2 separate regions of the Homo sapiens genome follow, and region 2 is linked to region 1. Evidence: chromatin contacts called from ENCODE Hi-C or POLR2A ChIA-PET data. All regions are on one chromosome and are shown on one strand. The core of a region is the stretch at or near the end of the contact, and the rest is flanking DNA. Distances in the headings are between cores, read along the strand shown. Region 1 holds the start of RABGAP1L-DT (RABGAP1L divergent transcript). Region 2 holds the start of KIAA0040.

What was found. A loop is a pair of places that touch in the nucleus more often than their neighbours do. ChIA-PET counts read pairs that join two places held with the same protein, here RNA polymerase II (POLR2A). Pooled maps may share reads with other maps.
Region 2: a map with no recorded cell type shows a loop between it and region 1 (6-fold over the local background). The contact joins the promoter of KIAA0040 here to the promoter of RABGAP1L-DT in region 1. A Hi-C loop is called at or near these places in 1 of 168 maps with a recorded cell type or tissue (naive thymus-derived CD4-positive, alpha-beta T cell), 5 of 37 single-sample maps with no recorded cell type and 11 of 50 pooled maps. POLR2A ChIA-PET finds 5 or more read pairs at or near these places in 1 of 52 experiments (activated B cell).

Annotation. Positions count from the first base shown.
Region 1 is chr1:174,156,815-174,161,004 of GRCh38, forward strand. It overlaps RABGAP1L-DT (RABGAP1L divergent transcript), which reads right to left and starts at 2,473. Exons shown (of 4, transcript NR_121197.1): 1 at 2,350-2,473; 2 at 2,073-2,176. RABGAP1L (RAB GTPase activating protein 1 like) reads left to right here and starts at 2,706. Exons shown (of 26, transcript NM_001366446.1): 1 at 2,706-2,843. RefSeq lists silencers at 2,412-2,811, 2,932-3,111.
Region 2 is chr1:175,190,434-175,194,623 of GRCh38, forward strand. KIAA0040 reads right to left here and starts at 2,343. Exons shown (of 4, transcript NM_014656.3): 1 at 2,207-2,343. RefSeq lists enhancers at 1,546-1,595, 1,736-1,785, 2,026-2,175, 2,896-3,005.

The DNA of each region.
Region 1 (4,190 bases), core at 1,223-3,722:
TATTCTGTACCATTAGATACCAGTTTAAACTCTTACATTATTGTTCAATGTTTAACTTGTTTCTAATTTTTTTTTTCTTTTTTGTGGAGACAGGGTATTGTTATGTTGCCCAGGCTAATCTTGAACTTCTGGGCTCAAGCAATTCTGCCTTGGCCTCTCAAAGTGCTGGGATTACAGGCATGAACCACTGCACCTGGTCTGTTTCCAATTTTTGATATTACATTTTAAACTAGGAGTTGCAGACATAAATGAGAGAAACAACACTGTAAGATACAATAGAGAATGTAGAGACTTTGGCAAAAGAGAGAATGCATGTCCTGCAGCTGATCGTTATCATGTAATAATGTAAGCTCACTGTTACCAAATCTTCCACTTTTTAAAGAGAAGCCCAAAATGCATGTATAATCTTCTGGTTTTTAACTTTGGATATGTGTTTTTTTAAGCACCATGTATGCCAAACAAAACATGTTTGTGGGTTTGATTTGTACCTGGGGCACCAGTTTGTCATGTTATGAATCATGCTGGAGTATTTTATAACACCATCTCTCAAAGTGAGAGTTTCAGTCCTTTCATGGACCAGGGCTGCTAGGATACGCTTAATGCAAATGAAGCCACAGTGGAAAGAGAAGTGAGCAGCACATACCACATGAAGAATGCTTTGTTATTAATTTTTTATTCCTTTTAGTTTCTCGACTAAAAGCCTGAAGATCTGTTAATAATTTTTTGGCATGTGCTTAGAATTGTTTTTCTGGTGGTAAGGATGAGTTTGCATCAGATCACCTTAATTGTCTTTTATCTAGGTTCTCTCATGACTTGTCTCTTATCTATGTTGTACTGTGAGGAAAAGTTCAGTTTTAAAGAATGACCCCTGTTGATGAGAGGTGTTACATGTGGCCATGGGACAGGATTTTTCTTTTCCTTATAGCAAGTTGGCACATGAAGATAGCATGCTCCACTTAAATAGAAGAATTAACTCGCAGTGGCCAGTGGTGTCCACTATTGCTTTCAAAGACATATGGAACTGAATTTGGGGAACACTAAACTTGTTTTGGACTTGCCATTTTTTTTTTAAATTCTTTTTTAGCTAAGTTACCTATTGAATGCCCATAATTACCACATCCATTGTCCTTTTTTGTCAAAAAGCTTCACTCCAGTTAGAAGATACCTGAAGGCAGAAACTGCGGCTTTGTCAACTGTTGATTTCCTCATGGCGCGCAGTGTAAATTTACTAGTACTTTATTTAGTAGAGGCTTAGTACTTACTGGTTGGCAGATTTATTAATAGTTCCTGTACATCTCAGGAAATCAACAGATGATTTATGTTATTCTAACCCTAACTTTATTAAATATAATAAAAACTTTCAGCATTTATTGTCAGGCCCAGGGCTAGGTAGGCTCCTGAGATACAGAAGTTAATAAGGGAAGCAGCCCAGAAGGTAGGGGAAACAAAAAAATAGTTACAACACTCTTGATATGTCTCAGCATCTATAGACATTAACATCAGGAAAAGCGGGGGTGTGGGGGGAAGGAATTTGTCAGGGAGGGCCCTTTGGACAAATGTCACGTTTCTCAGAGTAGCTTTTAAATATGGGTGGGAAAATGAGGGCAGGGGAATTGAAGTGGGATAGAAGGGAGATATTTAAACTAAAGTCATTCTATGGCTGCAATCACTGGACACTATATTCACTTATCCATGCAATCACATTCATTGAGTGCTTCCTATGAGTTAGGCAGGGTGCACAGTGTAAGATACAAATGAATGATACAGGTTCACAGCGGTTGTCTAGTGGGATAAAATGCTGCACAGGGCAACCTGGATAAGCCTGACATGTTAGGTGCCACAAAACTACAGAACAAAGTGCTAAGGAGATTCGGAAAATTTACAGGTCATTTCTGGTTGCAGGATCTAGAAGAAGGATGTCCACAATTCAAGGATCAGTACAATCTTCGTAGCGAAAAAGCGTTGGTTTATTCTACCTCTACCTAGTTTGTACCTCAACATCTTTTACCCCAAAGGATAAAAAGGTGCAAATGAGGGCACATTTTCTTCATATAATACGTAATGGTGCTTACTTATTGCTTTCCTGTTCATTCCCCGCAGGTGATTTCCCTCTTCAGTCTCCCCCGAGTCTCACAGAAGGAACTAACAAGGGAGCGCTTCACAAGCACACAGACACCTTCAAACAGGCGCAGAAGAGTACTTGGTGAAAAAGTATTCTTTCAGGTGACTTTCCTTAAGATTACTGAGCATTAAGAATGAAAATATGTAAACCAGGTTTACGAGCAAGAAAATAATCTCTCCACATTCAGAGTTAATCTTCCGAACTCAGCAACTGCCAGTAGAACGCACCCCGGTCAGGGCGGGCTCGCGGGCGCGGTCCCACCCCCAGGCCCCTCCGCCGCGGAGGTTCTCCAGCGCCGCCCGTACTCCCGCCTTTCGCGCGTCCCTGCTCTAACAGCTCTGGTTCTGTCAGGACCTCACTCCTCCGCTCCCGGCGCAACCGCGGCCACGCAGCGACGTGCACGCGCGTGTGCGCCGCCGCCGCCCGGCAGAGTGGGCGCCTCCGACATCAGGAGCGCGCACGCCGCGCAGAGGGGCCTGGACGAGCGCGCTTCCGACCCGCCGCCACCGCCTCCTCCCCTCCTTCTCGGCCCGCCCCCTCCCTCGCCTCTTCCTGCCAGGCGGCCCTTCTCCCCTCCCCTCTCAGTTCCCTCCGCCCTCCTCGGGCTCCAGCGGTGGCGGAGCGAACGGGACCGGCCCGGCTTCAGAGCGCGAGGTGGAGGGTGGAACGCGGGCGCCTGAAGGAGTTGTTGTCTCGGCAGCGCCCGCGGAGACGTGAAGAGGTGAGGCGAGGACGGCCTCCTAGGGACACGAGGGCGGCCCGGCGGCCCGGATCCGCGGGCCGAGGCTGCCTGGGTGTGTTGGCGTCGGGCTGAGCCTGGGGAGGGTCGAGATGGGGCCCCAGCCGAGGACTGGGATGCGGGAGGACCGCGGTAAGGAGGGTAGGGGGCGGGTTCAGGACTGTCGGCCGCCTCCCGGACACCGCAGTTCTCCCAGGTGGCCGCTCCTCGCGGATAGGGCGGGCGGGGTCGGCGCCCTTACCTGGGGGTGGGGTAGTGGCTTTGGCGGCCGCCTCCTCCAGCTGTGCCCTCCTGACATTGCTGCCTCGGCGGCTGCCGCCCGCTGCTACGCTGTGGCTGCTGCTGGATTCGCAGTCCCAGCCGCCCTGCGTCCGGTGGGCGAGTGGTTAGGGTATTTTCTTACCCACACGCAGGCTTCTGTACTCGACCATTTCTCTCCCTCGCCCTTCCTCTTCCTCCGCCGAGCACTTTGCTCGGCTCCTGCTGTTGATGCTTGTGGTTTTGCAGTTTGGGATGGGATGCGTTCCGGGCAGATCCCTACCTGTAGGGAATGCCCCGCTTCAAAGTTGACCTCCTGAGCCATGACAAACACCTCCCCCCAACCCCCACCCACCTTGTGAGTGCTCAGTGTCCTGATAACTGAGTCAAAGTTTCTGAGACTGGGCTAGTACTTTGCACTGGTCGCCAACGGTACAGGGCTGGGCAGTGCGTCAGCATGTGGAAAGGGGCCACCGGCTAGCGGGAGGTGGCCGGGTGCATGGGAGCTGAACTGACGGGTTTCAGATACTAGGCAGTGTGTCCAGGTCCTTGGATCTCTCAGATAGGGTTATATTAGAATATGTACCAAAACTTGGGTGGTCACTTGCAAAATTGGTTTCATGCAAGTAAACTGAAATGCCAGCCTTATTACACTAATGGTAAGGAGAACTTTTGCTTGCCTGACAGATTTCAGCGCAGTTTGGAAAATGATTTTAAGGCCTTTATTTTTGGCACTGGAGGGGTTTAGGGATTTTTAATACATTTAAATTTCCTCGTGCATAGTGGGAGGTAAGTAGTTGCTTGTTAAAATTCTGAAAACACAGTTTCATGAAAACCTTCTGACTTTTCTTACAGTAGTGTTTATATTTGGCATCTTCCGTAGAATATCCATTAGTTATGATGTCAGAAGATACGGATGTGAAGTTTGCTTTTTGTGATCACATTGGAAGTGGATTTTGTTCATGGAAAATACTGGTTCACAAGCTCCTAGTACTAGAAAACTGGCCTGTGATTCATTTTCTCAGTAGAGCGTCCCTTATGAAATTGACAATGAGATTTCTAAGGAGAAAG
Region 2 (4,190 bases), core at 1,093-3,592, 1.0 Mb after region 1:
ACATTTCCTGGGCATATTCAACTTTAATATGCCTAAAGTGTTCATCACTGCCTTCTCCACAATCTGCTTCCCAAGCCCACTCCTTCTCTAGCTTACATGATTTTTATTAATGGCTCTACAAGGTACCTTCCCCTGCCTATCCCACTCAACACCTTATAATCACTCTCTATTCACTCATTCCTCCTTTACCACATTCACTTGGTCACCAAGTACTTCTGATTCTACTTCCTAAAATCCATTCCTTTTCCTCAGTTCCCACTGCCATTGTCTTAGCTGAGGTCTTAATTATCTCTGCTTCCCATCTCTCTAAGCCAGCCCCCATCTGGCCAATAATTCTTTTTCCAAACACAAATCTGACCGGATCCTTCCTCTGCTTAAAAACTCAAAAATGGCTTCCTATAGGAGGGAGTTCACCCTTCTCAGTCTAGCAGTGTAATTCCTATTACACGCTATTCCCTACCTGCCATTGACTTTGCATACCCTCTTTCCTTTGTTCAAAACACACTTTCCCTAGGAACTCCTAGTCATTTCCAAGACCCTGCTCATCCATCACTTCTGTGGTGTGGACTTCACAGATAATTCTGGGGAAGGATCTCCTGCCCTCTCCCCTGGATTAGTCAGTGCCCTGTAGCTACTGCTATTACAATGTATATTATCCTGAACTGCAGTTTATTTCTGTATCTGTCTCACTTACCAGACTGAAGCTCCTCAAAAACAGAAACCATCTCATTATCTTTGGACTCCAAGGCCCTGGTATACTGGCCTGCACACGGTAGGTTTGGCAAATGTTGAATGAATGTATGGAATGGATGCATCTCCCTCTTTGGTGAAATCAATAACTTAGTTTGTTGAGTGTTTATTATTCTCTTGGGTTTAGTCTTTAGGGAAGAGGACAGAAGTCATACTCATTTCACAGGCCAAATATTGACAATGCATGGAGGCCAAAGAAACTTTTGTTTTACAACGCATCTCTTTCCTAAAATTGTATCTGGGATGGGGACAGAGAGGCAGAATTTCAGACAAAAGGAAAGACTTGGTCAGATTTTCCTGTACAGCTGCCTCTCCAGCCCAGCACTGGGTGAAGGGCAGGCACATCAGACTAAGTGGTTGATGCAACTGAACCAGTTTAAAGGCTGGTAAGACGCTTGCAGAAGTCTTTAGATAGAACTTGCAAACCATTTGCAAAAGGGTTAGGAACAGGTTGCATCAATGCTATGTTTAAGTCCTGCTCTTTGTAACTCAAGGCTCTCCCATTATCTAACAGAACTTCAGAATGAGGGTTCCTTAAAATTAGCTTCAGGTCCTTATGAGCTGTAGCTGAGCAAATGAAATGCAACTGCTTTAGAAGGGAGGAGCTTCCAAGATGCTCCAGTGGTCTTTTCCTTCCCTTCCTCGTATAACGCAATCGGTGGCACAATCCCGCTAAGTAGCATGGCATGCTGGCTGCCGGTGTTCTGTTAAATTAGGGTGAGTGCTTGTCTGTGCTTCAGTTTCCCTTTCGGTTAGGCAGGACTGGTCTTCCCACTAGCTATCATCTATAGTTTACTTAACTCTATTATCATATGATGAATCCCGTAAAGCTCTTCAGAATGTTAGGGAAACAGGTCCTATTATGTCCCCCACTCTACCTTCATGGGTGGGATGGGGGGTCTGGGGGTGGGACCACTGAGAGTCAAAGAAGTTAGGAAGTAATCTGTGTCACAGCAAGCTCCCTGGAAACTCTCAGAATAGCAAACAGGTTTCCTCTCCGCCCCTGGCTCCACGCCATATTTTCGTTTTGGCTAGTTCCTTAGCTCCAGAGAAAATCTGGCTTCACCTAGAATGGTTTAGAAACACCTAAGCCCGCGATGCTTTCCGGAGGGTCTCAGGCCTTAGCTTTCTCAGTAAAAAACAGAATTTCCATGTGTCCCCTTCAAAGCGCTCCTACCGGCAGCTGGAGTAAGGTAACTCCACCGCCGACCTCCGAGGAGTTCATGTGGACTCAGCCCAGGCGCAGAGAGGAAGACTCCTGAGAGTCCTCGCGAAGGAGGGAAACACACCAGAACTAAAGTTGTGAAGGCGCAAGAGGCTACTTAGGAATAATTCCTTGTATCTCTGGGGCAGGTCTCATCCTTCTAAAGACAGGAGTGACTGGGCGTCTTCTTCCAAACAGAGGGCGCTTAAAAATGTATTTTTAAAAAACATAACAGAAAGTCCTGAAACTCACCTTTCGGTCCGCGGAAGGGCTTCCTGCAGGCCCAGGGAATCTCCTGGTTGCTGCCCCGTCTGACAGCGCCCCGGGCCCTGGAGGGAGGTGTGGGTTCCTTTTTGGTTGCCTCTGCACTCCCACCCCGAGCCAGGTCTGGCGTGTAGGGCCCCGGCGCCGGCCAAGGTCGTGGGAGCCGCCCGCCCCGCCCCGCCCCGCCCCGCTCCACCCCCGCGCGTACCTGCCGCTGCCGCCGAGGGCAGCGCCCTCTGTGTTCCCTGCCTTCCTACGGGCCGACGCCTGGCATAGTTGAGGTTTCGCTCCAACTCTGTCCTGCCCCTGATGTCACAGGCACAACTTCCTGAATCTGGCTCGCCGTTCCGCCCGCTCCAGGGGCTCGGCCCAGGCTTTCCACCCTGGGCCAGCCCACCTCGGGTGCCTCTGGCCTTGGGCGCACACGCCCCAGACGCGCCCTCCCTCCCCGTCTTCCCGCCGGTGGCTCCCCACTCCCCGCCCCCCGCCATTACGTGTCCTTGCCCCCTCAGTCCCGGAACACGCCTCCTTCAGGACACAGCGGCTGCGGAGCCAGCCCCGGTGTCTCTCACAGACGCACCAGTGTTCCAGGAATGGGACACAGAACTCCGGGCAAACCCGGCTTCAGGGAAAACAGCTGCCTAAATAGAGGGCCTTCCTGGAAGGGGTGGGAGGCGTTGGAGAGGGATACCATGCGGCAGGTTGGGTGAAGGCTCCGATGTCTTATCGGGACAAATGAGCATGACAGTCCCCTCTAGCCAACGCCGGTTGCTCCAAGGGGTGCAGGTGACATCTCAGAAGAGTCTTTGTCTCTGCTGCCTGGAGGCGCTAAGGAAAACTGCGCCCCAGGAGCTGTCTGTCACAAGCAAATGACGGAGGGGAAAGCTGACTTCAAAAAGTTCTCAGGGGTTCTTCCCTCTCATCCTCAGCTGCTCTCCATCTACTTTCTATTCAGATCTCTTGGCTCTAGTTCCGAGCACATGGGATGCTAGGAAATGAAAAGACCTGCGCCCCTTTGAATAGGGGACTCCAGACACAAAGCTCTGATGATTCAGAGCTTGTTCAGTGCCTCCAGGGATACTGTGGGTGGGAAAAGAGGGGGATGCCAGGACCTGGCTGTGGATCATTTCAGGGGCCTCCTCAGTGTCATCCTGGGAGGTCCTCCCTGACAAGGGCCTGAAATGCTGTTCCCTCGACTGTATTTGCCAGGTACACAGGTACCAGGTGCCAGGTGCTGAACCAGGACTTGCCCTCCATCGACTGTGCCTGAGTATGGGTGTCCTTTGGCTTCTCCAAGTGGGCATTAAAATGACTGCTGCAACCAACTGTCACAACTGAGATTCAAGAGATTCCTTTCTGTTTATTCAGGAGAAACCACGTGGCTCTGAGTTGAAAGGCCAAAGAGAAAACCCACCATCCAGCCTGAAACGCCAAAAATGGCTAGAAAAAGAGGAAAATAAGTTATTTATTTATTTATTTATTTATTTTTTACAGAGGAAGACTAGATTCACAAGCCGGGAGAAGCTCAAATCTGTAATGACACTTTGAGCCTGCAGTTGTCTACCTATGTACAATGTACCTATGTACCTATGTAGGTTCCTCTAAAACTCCTGGAGCCTAAGGCCAGAGTATAGAGTCTAACAGGGCCATGAGGAAGACAGGCCTGGGATGGATGATAGTAAGGCCTTGAATGCTGGCCTGAAAATTTGGGAATGGGGATCTCCTGCCTGGAGGTTTACACACAGTGTATCATTCAACCTTTCACAACACATTTATGAGAGGTAGTATTATCCTCATTGTACAGGTGAGGAAATTGTGGTTGAGAGGAAGCTAAGGAAGTTCCTCAAGGTCACATAGCTAATAAATGGTAGAGCCAGGTTTGAATCCAAGTGTTTCCAACCGCCGCTCCCCCTGACCCAGTGCATCCTTTTACCACCATATCATCTAGTAGAGGAGGAACTTGCCTTCTGTG